Linked DNA regions of Homo sapiens: region 1 is linked to region 2. Evidence: chromatin contacts called from ENCODE POLR2A ChIA-PET data. All regions are on one chromosome and are shown on one strand. The core of a region is the stretch at or near the end of the contact, and the rest is flanking DNA. Distances in the headings are between cores, read along the strand shown.

Region 1 (6,909 bases), core at 3,652-6,151, 7.3 Mb before region 2:
TGTATACATTGTCCAATGAAATTCTGCTAAAACATGGGAAATATAGGTCAGCACAATTACCAGTCATGCAAAATTGTATTTAATATCATAATTTGTAATGGTGAGGGGTGCTTCTTTGGGACATAGAATTTACAATGGCAATTTATTGACATATTTATTATTAACATTATTATATTTACATTCTCTAGGTACCCACATTTCACTCCTAGACACTTTTGCATAATCTCAATAACATCATAACATCTATAAATATTAACACTAATCCTGTAACATCACCTAACTTTTACCCGTATTCAGATTTCCCCACTTGTCACAAGAGTGTCTTTTGTTAAAAAACCCGGATCTAATCAAGTTTCACTCATTGTATTCGTTGCTATGTTTTTTTGTTTTAATTTTGATGGGCATCTTTCAGAAGTTTTAAAATAGTCTTAGAACCTCTTTTTAAGAACCAGATTTGAATAATTTATTTTATTGACCTCCTTGTCACTCTAACATTTCTTTAGTAAATACAGGCTTTGAGGGTAGGTATTGGTTTCTCTGTTTAAAAGTAGAAACTTTGCATAAATCAGCCCTTATATGTGTAAGTTTTCTGCCTTTTGGTTTCTTCTCATGCTGTTTCTGCACAAGTGCCTAAGCTTTTTTGAAGCTTTACTTGAGGGGTGACCAGAAGGTTTTACTTAAGGACACAGACCCTTAAATTCTGCAATGACAAATCTCAACTTCCATCTCAGGGTTGTAAGTGAAACCAGGATGCAGCCGTTTCTCTTTTCTCAGATAAGTTCAGGTTTGAATATAAAGTGTGACTATAAGATACAGAGACTGTCCCTAGAAAAGGAGGGGAAAACATTTTAGCAGTTCCTCTTTGGAGATAACTTTCAGTGCCTGCCCATCAGCCTCCAAGGAAAATGCTTTTTGGTTACTTTATAGGTTCTAGTGAACTTTGCTTACTTTACAATGTTCCCCAAAATGTCTGTTGAGATTAGTGCCTGAATTTCCACTGGGCTGACCAGTCTGTAGTTTCTTGAACATTTTCTTCCTATGCCAGTTAAAAATTAGAAGAAAATTGAAGTTTAACATACACATTCAGAAAAAAATAAAAAATCAGATTAATAAGAAACTAATGAGGCTGTGCCATTGTAAACTACTTGCAATAGAGTTTCCCAACGATGAACTGAGTATCTAGAAAATAACAAGGATTCTCAAGGAATTTTAGTGAAATGATCAGTACTGTATTGAAATACCTTGAATCAGACTTTGGAGAATAGATTTAAAAACACTCACAGCCTTAACCGATCTAGTAAGAACCTTATTCCCTAAAGCATACTGTGGATCTCAGCTGTATCCTATCTAAGGTGAGAACAGTCAAAGACAAATGTGGCCTTTGAGAAAGGTGGGATGTGAGTGTCTTGAAACAACAGGCTAAAGAAGTGCTCTCAAATAGAAGTATAATATGGAACATGTGAAATTAATTTTAATAATATATTTTAGTTAACCTAATATATCCATAATATTTTCATTTCGACATGTATTAGGTTGGTGCAAAAGTTATTGTGGTTTTTGCTATTTTTTTTTAATGGCAAAAACCGGCAATTACTTTTGCACTAACCTAGTAGTTACTACAAAAAAATATTAACAAGAGATTTTATGTTCCACTTTTTAATACCAGGTCTTCAGATTCTGGTGTGTATTTGATACTCAGAACACATCTCCATTTGAACTAACCATATTTCAGGTTCTCACTAGCCACTTGTAGCTGGTAGCTACTTTGATGGATTGCATAGGTCTAAAGGGAAACATCTTGAGAAAGAAGAAATAGGTTAAGTGCAAGAACAAGAATTAAAAAGGAAACTATTTTAGCATCATATTAGAAGGAAAGTACAGAAAGAAGTTGATTTAGAGAACCAACATCTTAATTCTTGATGAACTTATCGAGGAGGCAGATTGACAGCTGAGAGCAAGGTCCGGGAACCTTGCTCTGGCCTTGGGGACCGAGGGTTTGTAACCGTTGGGAGACAGGTGGCTGCAGTTTCAGTATGAAGTAGATGAGGGCAGGGAAACTGGTGGTGGTGTGGCTGAAATCAGTAAATCTCTGTCTTAAGGAAATAAGAGAAGTCACTAACTGGGACCGGCTAAGGGTGGAATCGATCAGGAAAAAAGAGGAATGGCCCCAACCAAGGCATCTGATGTTCTGGCCAACAGTGCAGGCTCTGGGGCCGACTGCCTGTGTCTGGACACCAGCTCTGCCCCTTGCTAGCTGAGTGAATGCAGTCAGCTGACCCTCTCAGTCCATTTCTTCATCTGTAGCCTGGTGCTTCGGAATCTTTGACCTTCTCTATCAACCAAGTGTCCAGCGGAGCAAACCACCTTACTTTGATAGGCGTGTTCTCAAGAAATAACTCCTTTCTCACTCTCACCCCAGATGTTCTTAGGCTCGCTCCCCTGCTTTTCTGGACTCTGCTCAGATGCCAACTTATGACTGCCCCCCATGCCATCCAACTCCTTTCCTTACCAGTACTCCTCAGCCCCCACACTCTGCTTTATTTTTCTCTATAGCACTTAACATCATCCAACATCATCCAAATAAAAGATATTTACTTTTTCATTTATTATGTTCTTCCCTCCACTGAAAAATAGACTCCAAGAGGGCTGGGATTTTGTCTGTTTTGTTCATTGCTATATCCTGCCTGCTTATTTCAGTGTCTGGCACATAGGCAGGACTCCATGAACATTTGATGAACAAATAAATGAATAATAAGAACTACCTCAGAGTTGAGTTGAGGATTAAATGAGTTAATACACAAACAGCTCTTGGAACAAGTGCTTGTCACATAGTAAGCCTGCAGTGAATCTTCGTGCTGCTGCTACTGTTAAATATTATTACTGAGGCTGAGCTGGCCTAGGGCTCCTTGGATTGGACTTGCTAAGAGCTAGGCAAGAGTCACAACTGTATGAAACTTGATTGAGTTAAAACAAACAGTGCTACTCCTCTTTATTATCTCCATGCCTGGTAAGCACATTTTCTACCCCCAAAATTGGGACTGACTAATATGAGAATATTTATGGCCTTAATAGGACAGGTTATTTGATACAATTACTAGCCTAGACATTTTAGGAGATTGGCCGCTCCTCAATACTATAAATGCATATATGGGTGTGTAGATAGAGATGTTGCTTCCCAGATTGCCACACATCCTGATACTGCAAGTAGGCATCAACTGAAAATGTGCCGTGATGTGAAGACCAAACGCAGAGAAGTGAGAGGGACAAGGCTGTGCTCAGTGACCCATATCCAGATGAGAAATCCATCTGCTCACTTGGGAGCAAAAATGCCCCAAGACCCTGCTATCTCTGGGCTTGCACGAGGCTTTAAATGAATCACCATTATGATGTCTTATATTCAGAGGGAAATACCAATATTCATATATTCAGGTACTGAAACTTTTAAGGGAATTTTTCTTTTTTCTTTCTTTTTTTTTTTTTTTTGGTCAAATGAACTTTTACTTTACCTGCTAAAATCTGCAGGCAGTGTGAGCCTTAAAATATTTTAGAGAGAGAGAGAGAAGTATCTTAAAATTACATTGTTTATTTCTAAGAACAAACTCAAGAAAACCCTTTCCTTCAAATCCCGGAAGAGTGATTAGCTTGTCTCTAAGGTATGGCATTGGCTGGGCATGGTGGCTCATGCTTGTAATCTCAGCACTTCAGAAGGCCCAGGGAGGAGGATCACTTGAGCCCACGAGTTTGAGATCAGCCTGAGCAACATAGTGAGACCTTGTTTCTACAAAAAATATAAAAATTAGCTGGGCGTGGTGGCATGCAACTGTAGTTCTAGCTACTTGGGAGGCTGAGGCAGAAGGATCACTTGAGCCCAGGAGGTTGAAGCTACAGTGAGCCACGATTGCACCACTGCACACCAACCTGGGTGACAGAATGAGACCCTGTCTCCAAAAAGAAAAAGGAAGGAAGGAAGGAAGGGGAGGGAAGGAGGGAGAGAGAGAGGGAAAGAAAGAGAAAAATAAAAAGAAAGAAAAGAAAGAAATGACATCAGTGAACCTCCTCAAACCATAGCGAGGCTGTTAAGTTTGATTGGGGCTGACATCCATGAGTGGGTACAAGTTTATCTGGTGTGGTGCCCTGCATCCTATAACACTTAGTTGGTAAAATCTACTTAAACTTGAGAGGGAACATCTCAAAAGGGACAGCTGTGGAGTTGGGAAGGTGGAGCCCGCAGGTCCTCCCATCTTGCTTTGGTGATGAGGCAGAAAGTGGGGCTGAAAAACTGAGTCTGTTTTGGTTGTATATGAGGGCTCCTGAGCCATTTTATTTTTAAGCTCCAGTTAAACTTCTTTCTCCATCTCTCCTTACGAAGTCCTCCTTCTTCAGCCAGGTTCCACAGCAATTTGGGATTTCACAAAGCCCAGGGTTTGGGGTGACTGTCAAATTTTGCTATTCTGTCAGGAAGCCTTATCTTTTGAACTACATTTAAGTTGTATTTTAATCATTTTAGTTAATTCATTCAACAGATATTTATTGAAAGTCCATATGCCAGACATATGGGGATACAGCCAAAAACAGGAACACCTTTGTCCTTGTCCTGATAGGGCTAGCCTGGCTGGGGTTACCCCTAAGCTCAGATTTGAATTAGTTGCCAACTTTCAAGAACAGGAATTTTCACACAAAATGTGAATATCTGGCTTTTTTTGAAAAATTGGGAACCTGGCAATGGTGGGCCTCTGTTTCCACATGGCAGGAGCTGAGGCACAGCTCCTGTTTCCACATGGCAGGCCCCTCCCTGTAGGCTCACTGGTGCGCAAGTCCTCACCAGTCCCTTCTGACTCACACTTGGCCCGCTGGTATCTCCTCTGTGGGTGGAATTGCTGGTCTTCGTCTAATGCGTCATTTGCCACAGTTCTGTTTCTTTGTGACTCCTTTGTTTGCTCGTTTTCTTTTTATTGTTTCTGGTCTGGCTTTTTCTTCCTTGACTGGAGTCTTGCTCTCTGAGGCCCTCTTCAGCTCTAGCATTCGATGATTTGGAAACCACAGAGCTTAGTGCCTCACCTGTAGGTTTGGAGGTGTGCTTAACTCAGTTTGACTTTCTCATTTGCAACATCTGCTGTTCCAATGCTGTCTATAGATTGTATCCTGAGAAACCCTGCATCATGTCACTATCTTTAAGAGCCTTATGCCATGTAGCAAGCTAAATAAGAAACAATGGTTAAGAGCACTGATTCTGCAGTCAGATTGTCCAGGTTCAAATCTGGCTTCATTACTTAACATTGTTGTGCCTCAGTTTCCTCACCTGCAAAATAATAAGGTTAGAAATAAAACCTTCTTAATATGTTTTTAGGATTCTGATTTTTTTTTTTTTTTTTTTTTTTTTTCTGAGATGGAGTCTTGCTCTGTCACCCAGGCTGGAGTGCAGTGGCACAGTCTTGGCCACTGCAACCTCCACCTCCCGGGTTCAAGCGATTCTCCTGCCTCAGCCTCCCATGTAACTGGGATTACAGGCGAGTGCCACCACGCCCAGCTAATTTTGTATTTTTAGTAGAGACGGGGTTTCACCATGTTGGCCAGGCTGGTCTGGAACTCCTGACCTCAAGTGATCCACCTGCCTTGGCCTCCCAAAGTGCTGGGATTACAGGCATGAGCCACTGCTCCCAGTGGTGAGTACCTATTTATAGAGCCCTTGCAACAGTGCCTGGCACAGAGCCAGGGCCATACAAGTGTTAGATTAAGTAAAAAAAAAAAGTACCAGTCAATCTGAATCTCAGGCCCTGAGTAATAATTTGCAGAGGAATTTGTGCTGGGGGTTGAGAGTTCCTTTTCATTAACCCATAGTTAACGGTGACCAGATTTTCTAAATAAGAAATCAGGATACTTCATCTATAAAACTTGGGTTCCAGTTACAACTTCAGGCCATACAAAAAGAACTATTAAAATTGAGGTGTTGATGTTTTGTAGAAACACTGCAACAGAATATTTGAGATCAGACCTGTTTTTAGATATGTGATCACTCTATACATGTAGTGCTGATTAGGTATTAGGTACCCTCATATCTTTATTTAAAAAAAATTCAAAATTCTTCAAAACAAAAAAACCTTCAAAAATTATCTGGCTAGCATAGAAAATCTTTTTAGGCGATCACTGATAAAATTTTTTCCCTCCCTCCATCTCTCTTTGCTTTTAAACAGCAAAAACTCACCCCATGCCCAGTTCTCACCCAGTTAATTCAGACAGTGTGAATACCTTGATGTTGACCTAACTCATTAAAAGAAAAAGAGAGAAAACCTTTGAAAGCCTATTCCATGTCAACCAGTGTAAAAAGACTCTCAATTTTATTCAAACCTGAAAACAATCTTTTATGGTGGGCATTATGATTTCTACTTCACAGCTGAGGAGATCTAGTGTGGGGAGGCCTTTGGGAGTTCACCCTGGGCCTTGCTGGCTTCAAAATCTGGGCACTCTCTGTTCTGCACTCTGGCATGGTTATTAGCGTCCCTACAGTCCCTTTTCTGACCACTCAGTGGTATCAGCAAAGCAACAAACTCACTGTTGACACCATTCCTTTGCTCCTATTTGTGTATTCATTCATTCATTCATTCATTCGTTCATCCATGGTTTGTGACCTTTGAGAAAAAACTCACTCCCCTTTCTTCTATTGTTCTTTTGTTCATTAGAAATTATCTTAGCAACTTACTTTAGTGTTGGCCTTGGAAGTGCAACAGAAAAGACTTTACTGTAGGAAGGAAATAATAGATATACCCATGCACACAAAGTAGAGGTAGATATTAGTTTTAGAGACAGTTCTTAACAACTCCTCCTCTTGGTTGAATAATTCTATTTAAAAAAAATTTACATAGTTTTAATATTATAATAGTAATAGGATATTTGTCTTCAAAAGTAACATAT
Region 2 (6,780 bases), core at 1,933-4,432:
AAACTTAAGCCTTCAAGTAAAATGATCAGATTTGCATTCTAGAAAGATTATATGCCCTGGTGAGACTGGGTTAAGATTGAAAGCAGATAGAAAGCTATTCCAGTTGCTGGGGCAAACAATGATAAGGACCTGTTTTAAAACATGTGCAGTAAAGGTTATGAGGAAATAACAGCTTTAGCCTGGGCATGGTGACTCATGCCTGTAATCCCAACACTTTGGGAGGCCGAGGTGGGAGGATCGCTTGAGGCCAGGAGTTTGAGGCCAGCCTAGGCAACATGACGAAACTCCATCTCTACAAAAAATACACACATTAGCCAGGCATGGTGGCATTGCGCCTGTAGTCTCAGCTAGTCAGAAGTCTAAGGCAGGAGGATCATCTGAGCCTGGGGAGATTGAGGCTGCAGTGAGCTGTGATCATGCCTGGGTGACACAGTGAGACCTTGTCTCAAATTAAAAAAAAAGGAAACAACAACTTCAATTTTCAATGTACAGTAAAAAGAAAAAAAAAACCACTCAGGATAGCACTTTTTGAGGGAGGATAAAATTCTTGGGGTTTGCAGCAGATTTCCAGTTACATGGAAATCTATTTGCTTTGGGAGTGGGGCCAAGACAAATATGCCCAAGTGTAGGATCATTACGCTACTCTGAATTAAAAAGAAGAAATCACATTCAAATCCCTGGAGTTAGAAGAGTTGTGAGTTCCAATGTGGTATTATCACTCCAAGTTATACTGGACTCCTGAGTTCTCCAAAGGAACCCTAGTGGTACCTTGTAAGTCTACAGGAAGACAAATTGGTATAGTTGTAGTGGAGGGCTTGGTGAAGCTTGCTATGTGTCCTCAATTAGGGAGCATGATCTGAGTTCTTAATGTGGCTCTGGTTATAAGCCCTTGCTCAAGGCAATGAGAGAAGAACTCCATCCTCTGATCTGAAGTTCAAGATGTCAAAGAACCTTGATATAAATCTGCCAGTGTCTACCTTGGGCAGTTGGGAACTTGGGAAAAAACATAAATTCCATTTGGATGCAAAGAGAATATTGGAAAGGGTTGTCAAATAGAAAAGAATCAAATTAATAGATGCATTGGAAATAAACTATTGGCCAGGCATGGTGGCTCACACCTGTAATCCCAGCACTTTGGGAGGCTGAGGCAGGCGGATCACTTGAGGTCAGGAGTTAGAGACCAGCCTGGCCAACATGGTGAAACTCCCATCTCAACTAAAAAAAAAAATTAGCTGGGTGTGGTGGTGCACACCTGTAGTCCCAGCTACTTGGAGGCTGAGGCATGATAATCTCTTGAAACCGGGAGATGGAGGTTGCAGTGAGCCGAGATGGTGCCACTGCACTCCAATCTGGGTGATAATGAGAGACTCCGTCTCAAAAACAAAACAAAACAAAACAAAGAAAAGAAATGACTTCACATTTAGGATTAAGTTTTTTAAAACAATAACATAAACTACATAAACTGCTTTTCATAAAGAATATAAAGTGCCCTGAAGACAGAAAATATTCACGCCTCTAACAAACCTTTATCAAGGCCTTACCAAGGACCAGGTACAGTGCTAGGTACTGGGATTTTATGTATAAATGTGTATATGTATATCCACATATATACTGTATGAATAAAATTGAATCCTTGTCCCTGAAGAACTCACCACCTATCTACTTTTCAGATAAGGGACAAATCCCTCAGATGTGGACATTATACCCAAAAGACTAGCTAACACATTCAAAGTCATTTAGCACTGGCTAAGGGCTGGACTGACACAAAAATCTGATACTCCTGACTTCAGATTCAGTAGAACAGTGCTCAGGCTAGTTTTATCCTAAACAAAAAATGTGGCAAAATTAAATTCCATTGCAACTCGAAACTTCAGGTCAAGTGTGGAATCTCACAATCAAACAAACTACTACAATAGAGGGCCTAAGACATAGAATCAGCACAAAACTCAAGTTAAACAAATATTCTTTTGACATCCAAGATCCTTATAAACAGGAGAAAATCAATTTTCCTAATAGAAATCCATCACACTCTTGGATAGTGGCTGCCTTTGCAGTGTACTGTCATCGACCTAGCTCCCAGATGGTTGCAGACCTATTGCATCAGACAAATCAAATCACAAGTACTTGACAGCATCCGCCCAACCAGCGACCACTCCAGTTAATACAGGCAGAGATTTATGGGCAGATGGTTCTATGGTTTTATTCGGCTTCATGATAGATGCCCGATATGACTCCAAGATCCGGCAGTTCCAGGTTCTAGCCCAACTCTGCCAATGTCTTTAAAGGAAAACGTCCACAAATCACAATTAAACAGCTTCAGTCATTACAATCTTTTGCTCGCCTCCTCACTCCCCTCGCGTTTGATCTACCACGGAAAAGACTTTTCTAATTCTTAAAGGTATGCCCATAGGTCGGGGGATGGCCTTCCGAAAAGCTTCAGGGTCATTTATTTTGGCCAAGAGCGGCCTCCAACGCCCCGAAATGCTTCCGATACCGAAGGAATGAATCTACTGTGTTGCAGAAGTGACGCAGTCTCAGGAGAAGCCTTTGATCCTATCAAAACAAAGGAAAACCACTCTGGCCTTGCTGAAGATGAGAAAAAGACTGGGGGGGACCAAAGATTCGTGTTAGGAAAGCCGCGTAGACCCCACAACCTCCCGCCCCGGCATGTTCTGGCAACCCCTGGGGCAGGAAGGCTTGACAGCTCCCGATGCGCGTGCGTACGCACACTGGCAGCGAACGGCACTGAGCACGCGTGGAAGGGACCTCGCTCCGCCCGGGTGGAGGAGAAAGTGGGATGACCCCGGCGACCAGGCTGTGTTTTCGGGGATGGGGAGAACCTCGGAGCCACCGCACCCTGGGAGGGGGTCTGACGAAGGGTGGAAGCTGTGGCCTCAGGAGCGGTGGCTGGATTTGAGAGAGAAAATTGGGTTTAGCATCAAGGAGGTAACCCGCCCGTCCCGGTACTTACATCGTCGCCACTCGCTGTCTGCCTTCACCAGCTGGTCCACTAGTCCCGGGTCCTTGAAGCGCTTCTCCTGCGTCTCTCGGATGAGGGCTGGGTCCCCTCCTTTATCCACCCGAAACAAATCCAGATCCAGCACCATCTTCTTTCCTCCCGGGCCAACGCTCAGGGAAGCAAGGATCGCGCCGCAGCACTCAGCCTGTGACCGCCGCACTGCGCCGGCGCGCTGACCCGCCCTTCCTGCGCAGGCGCAGCTGGAGCCCGCAGGCGACCCTCCCCGCGACCGGAAGCGGCTGGTTGGAGGCGGGGCCGCGGAGGGAGGGGAGGGGAGAGTGGGTGGGCGTGGGACTATACCTCTGGTTCCTGCTCCCCAGCTCTGCTACAGTCTGCAGGAACTGTGATCGCCACATAAAAGTGTGAATGCCTCAGTTTCCTACTCCTGTCTCAGGCTAGGCAGAGGCCTGTCCCCTCATCCCTAGCTTAGAGGCCGGGGCCTTCACCAGGTGCCCGTTTTCCTCTCACTAGGTTGGGTTCTTCCACTGGGCTCTTTCCCTGAACCTCGGCCGTCTTCTCCATCTTGATACAAGAGGATGGCATATTTAGTCCCAGGGCTACCTCAGCTTAAGATTCCTGCTCTCGTGCCTTAGAAATGGTATACCTTTATTAATCTGATTATTGGATAAACCAAATTGTCACTTTACCAACTCTTAAGAGCACAGCTTTGGGAAAGTGCGGTTGTCTTTTAGAGAGAGACGAGAGAAAACTTTTCCAAAGGGACATTAAGCAGATTTGAACGCCGTATAAGGTGTTGAGGTCATGTCTTGGGTCAATTTGAAAGCGTCTTGAAGAACGGTTTGTATCATACTTTGATTTTATAATGTTCAGACCTTTAAATGAAATATTCTAGTTGCCGAGTGAAGCCAAAGTTATCAAAGAATCTCCCTGATAACAAGAGATTATTTGAAGGATTTGGGAACAGGTGATCTCCTCCCCCACCCCCACCCCCAATCCTTCCACTCTGCAGAAACTTTAAAGCCTCACTTCCAATGCCTTCTCGAAGCTAGATGTGCTAAGACCTTCTTGATCTTATACCGCCGTCATGGACTCCTGAGATGAGGGTGTGACATAGCTAACTATCATATTATTTATTTATAATATGAAATATATTTGGGCTTTGTCCCTGGTTCCTGACACAGCCCCTAAAACCCTTGAATTTCCTGGGTTATACGTAATGGGTCTCTTTGATAACACCTGAGTTTATAATAAGGAGGTGATTTAGGATGGGGGCCCTAGATAACCTTAGGATGGGGCCAGTCACCAGAGAGACCAAGTGATTGGAGGATTGGAACTTTCATCCCCACCCTTCAACCTCCAGGAAAGGGGGAGGGGAGGAGCTGGACATCAAACTCTATAAACGCTCGAACAACAAGAGTTGATGAGCTTCAGGGTTGTTGAACATGTGGAGATGCCAGGAGGGTGTCTTGCCCAGAAAGGTTATGGAAGCTCTGCACCCCTGACACCTTGCCCTATCCATCTCTTCATCTGGCTGTTCATTTGTACCCTTTGTACTATCCTTTATAATAAACTGGTAAATGTTTCCTTGAGGTCTGTGAGCCTTCTCAGCAAATTAATCAGACCAAAGGAGGGGGTAGTGGGAGCCCCAGTTTATAGCTGCTAAGAAGTATAGGTGAAATCTACTACTTGCAATTGGCATCTGAAGAGGAGCAGTCTAGTGGGATCAAGCCCTTACCCCATGGAATCTGACACTACCTCCAGGTAGCTAGTGTCAGAATCAGAATCGAATTGAATTATAGAATGCTTAGCCAATGTCCACTGGAGAATCGCTTGGTGTCTGAGGAACTTACCCCCCAGGGCCCCTCACCACTGCATCTGGTCACAGAAATGTTGTGTGTTGAGTGTGGGTTTTTGTTTTTGTTTTTTGTTTTTTGTTTTTTTTTGCCTCTTACACTATCCCTGCTCCCCAAAAAGCCTCTGCCAAGCCAACCCTGAAGTGTAGGTCAGGTCTAACAACAATGATAGAGCTAAGTAGAGACCCTGAGGGAGGCAGAGGAAAGGGGCTTGTCTGGGTGTGCTCTCCTTGGTTCAACCTGCCTATGGTATTAGATTTAAAACCAGTGGAAAGGAAGGGTGAGGAGCTGCAGTCTTGGAGGAAAACATCTAAGAAGACTCTCCTCAAAGTGTTGGGTTCCCTAAAACCTTCTGAGGGCAAGGTCTGTGATGGGGGCGCTCCCTGCTTCCATGTCATTGAAGGCACCGCCAAAGTGTATTGCCAATTAAGTTTCTAAAACAGTGGCAGGTGTTTCTGAGGCTGAAGTGATCCCAGGCCTAGGGGAGGAGGGCCACTGGGTCAACCCTTTAGGAAGGTCATCAATGTCATTCAACAAGTGATCTTGAAATTCTGATCTCTCCAAATTTATTCATGCATTTTTACAATTGATCTTATCATTAGATTACAAACATCTCCCTTTAAAATGTTCATATGGGCGGGCGCGGTGGCTAATGCCTGTAATCCTAACACTTTGGGAGGCCAAGGTGGGTGGATCACCTGAGGTCAGGAGTTCGAGACCAGCCTGGCCAACATGACAAAATCCCGTCTCTACTAAAAATACAAAAATTAGTTGGGTGTGGTGGCACATGCCTGTAATCCCAGCTACCTGGGAGGCTAAGGTACAAAAATTGCCTGAACCCAGGAGGCGAAGGTTGCAGTGAGCTTAAATCACGCCACTGCACTCCAGCCTGGGTAACAGAGTGAGACTCTGTATCAAAAAAAAAAAAAAAAAAGTTGATGTTACCTGATGAGTATAATAAATTAACATAATAGCATACTTCATCAGCTTAGAATCGTGGGATTTTTAGAGTTGGAGGGGAGCTTCAGCTATCTGTTAACTTAATAATTCCTGATTTTTTCATCACCTTGTCCCTCATGTTTTGAAATATTTTTGTCTAATGAACATGATTTTTAAAAAATAATAATTTGCCTTTTTTATTAATCAGATCTATATGGCTGCCACCTAGAAATTCTGATCAGCAGGAAATAGGCAGTGTTACTGCACCAAGTAACTCCTGCCAGAAGCTAACGCAAAAACAAATCAACATAAAAACTTTCGTTATGGAGTGATGGTGTGAAGCCCTGCCACCTTTGAATATGTGATTTCTGTTAACCCTTACTACCAAGAATGCTCTTGGGCACTGCCTCTGAGGACTGAAGTGCTCAAGAAGCCCTGACTGGAAAACAGCCAGCCAGGCTAACCCTTTTATTTTCTATATAAGGAAACAGCCCCAGAGAAGATAAGTGATGGAATCAAAACCAGGACACAGGTAAATACCTAAGATAGCCTAATGTTTGGGCTTTGCCCTTTTAGTAGCAATCCTTAGCAGAAAACAGGTCAGTGAGGACCCTGACTATGCTATGGGGCCTGATCTTATAGGGCAGAGACCATTGCGTATTTGCATTTTTCTCCCCACGGGACCTAGCACCCTGCCTTACCCATGGTAAGTGCTTGTTACATCCTCCCTGAGTGAGTGGGTTGCGAGGAAGTAGGCTGAGAGGATGGGAGCTTGTTGCAGGTCAGCGAGCAGAGTCCTGGGTGAAGATACTGCCTTGGGGATCCTGGGCAGCTAGTGGGCAGCCTAGGGGAAAAGAGCAACTGCAGAGACGGAGCAAAAAAAGCGGGTGTGAGGCACCCAACAAAAGCTGCCTACCTCAGTTTTCCCAGTTTGGAGCTGGCTAACTCGGAAGGGTTCTCTGAGGCCTCACTGTGGCAGCCCTTTGTGTTCCTCTGTCTTGGATTTGG

What was found. ChIA-PET counts read pairs that join two places held with the same protein, here RNA polymerase II (POLR2A).
Region 1: POLR2A ChIA-PET joins it to region 2 with 10 read pairs in activated B cell. The contact joins the enhancer-like site here to the promoter of SARS1 in region 2. POLR2A ChIA-PET finds 5 or more read pairs at or near these places in 2 of 52 experiments (HepG2 and activated B cell).

Annotation. Positions count from the first base shown.
Region 1 is chr1:116,554,728-116,561,636 of GRCh38, reverse strand. All of the region lies in intron 1 of CD58 (CD58 molecule), which reads left to right. It overlaps LOC105378925 (a long non-coding RNA gene), which reads right to left. Exons shown (of 3, transcript XR_947739.2): 3 at 450-6,909. MIR548AC (microRNA 548ac) reads left to right here and starts at 1,526; the gene lies at 1,526-1,613. RefSeq lists enhancers at 1,719-1,958, 3,010-3,059, 4,736-5,030, 4,804-5,053. Within about 2 kb of position 4,901, at least 19 of the 41 ENCODE cell types and tissues checked have a DNase peak (open chromatin) inside an H3K27ac peak, as active enhancers do.
Region 2 is chr1:109,210,320-109,217,099 of GRCh38, reverse strand. It overlaps SARS1 (seryl-tRNA synthetase 1), which reads right to left and starts at 3,182. Exons shown (of 11, transcript NM_006513.4): 1 at 2,972-3,182. The coding sequence starts at 3,107. RefSeq lists an enhancer at 2,759-3,118 and a silencer at 3,169-3,388.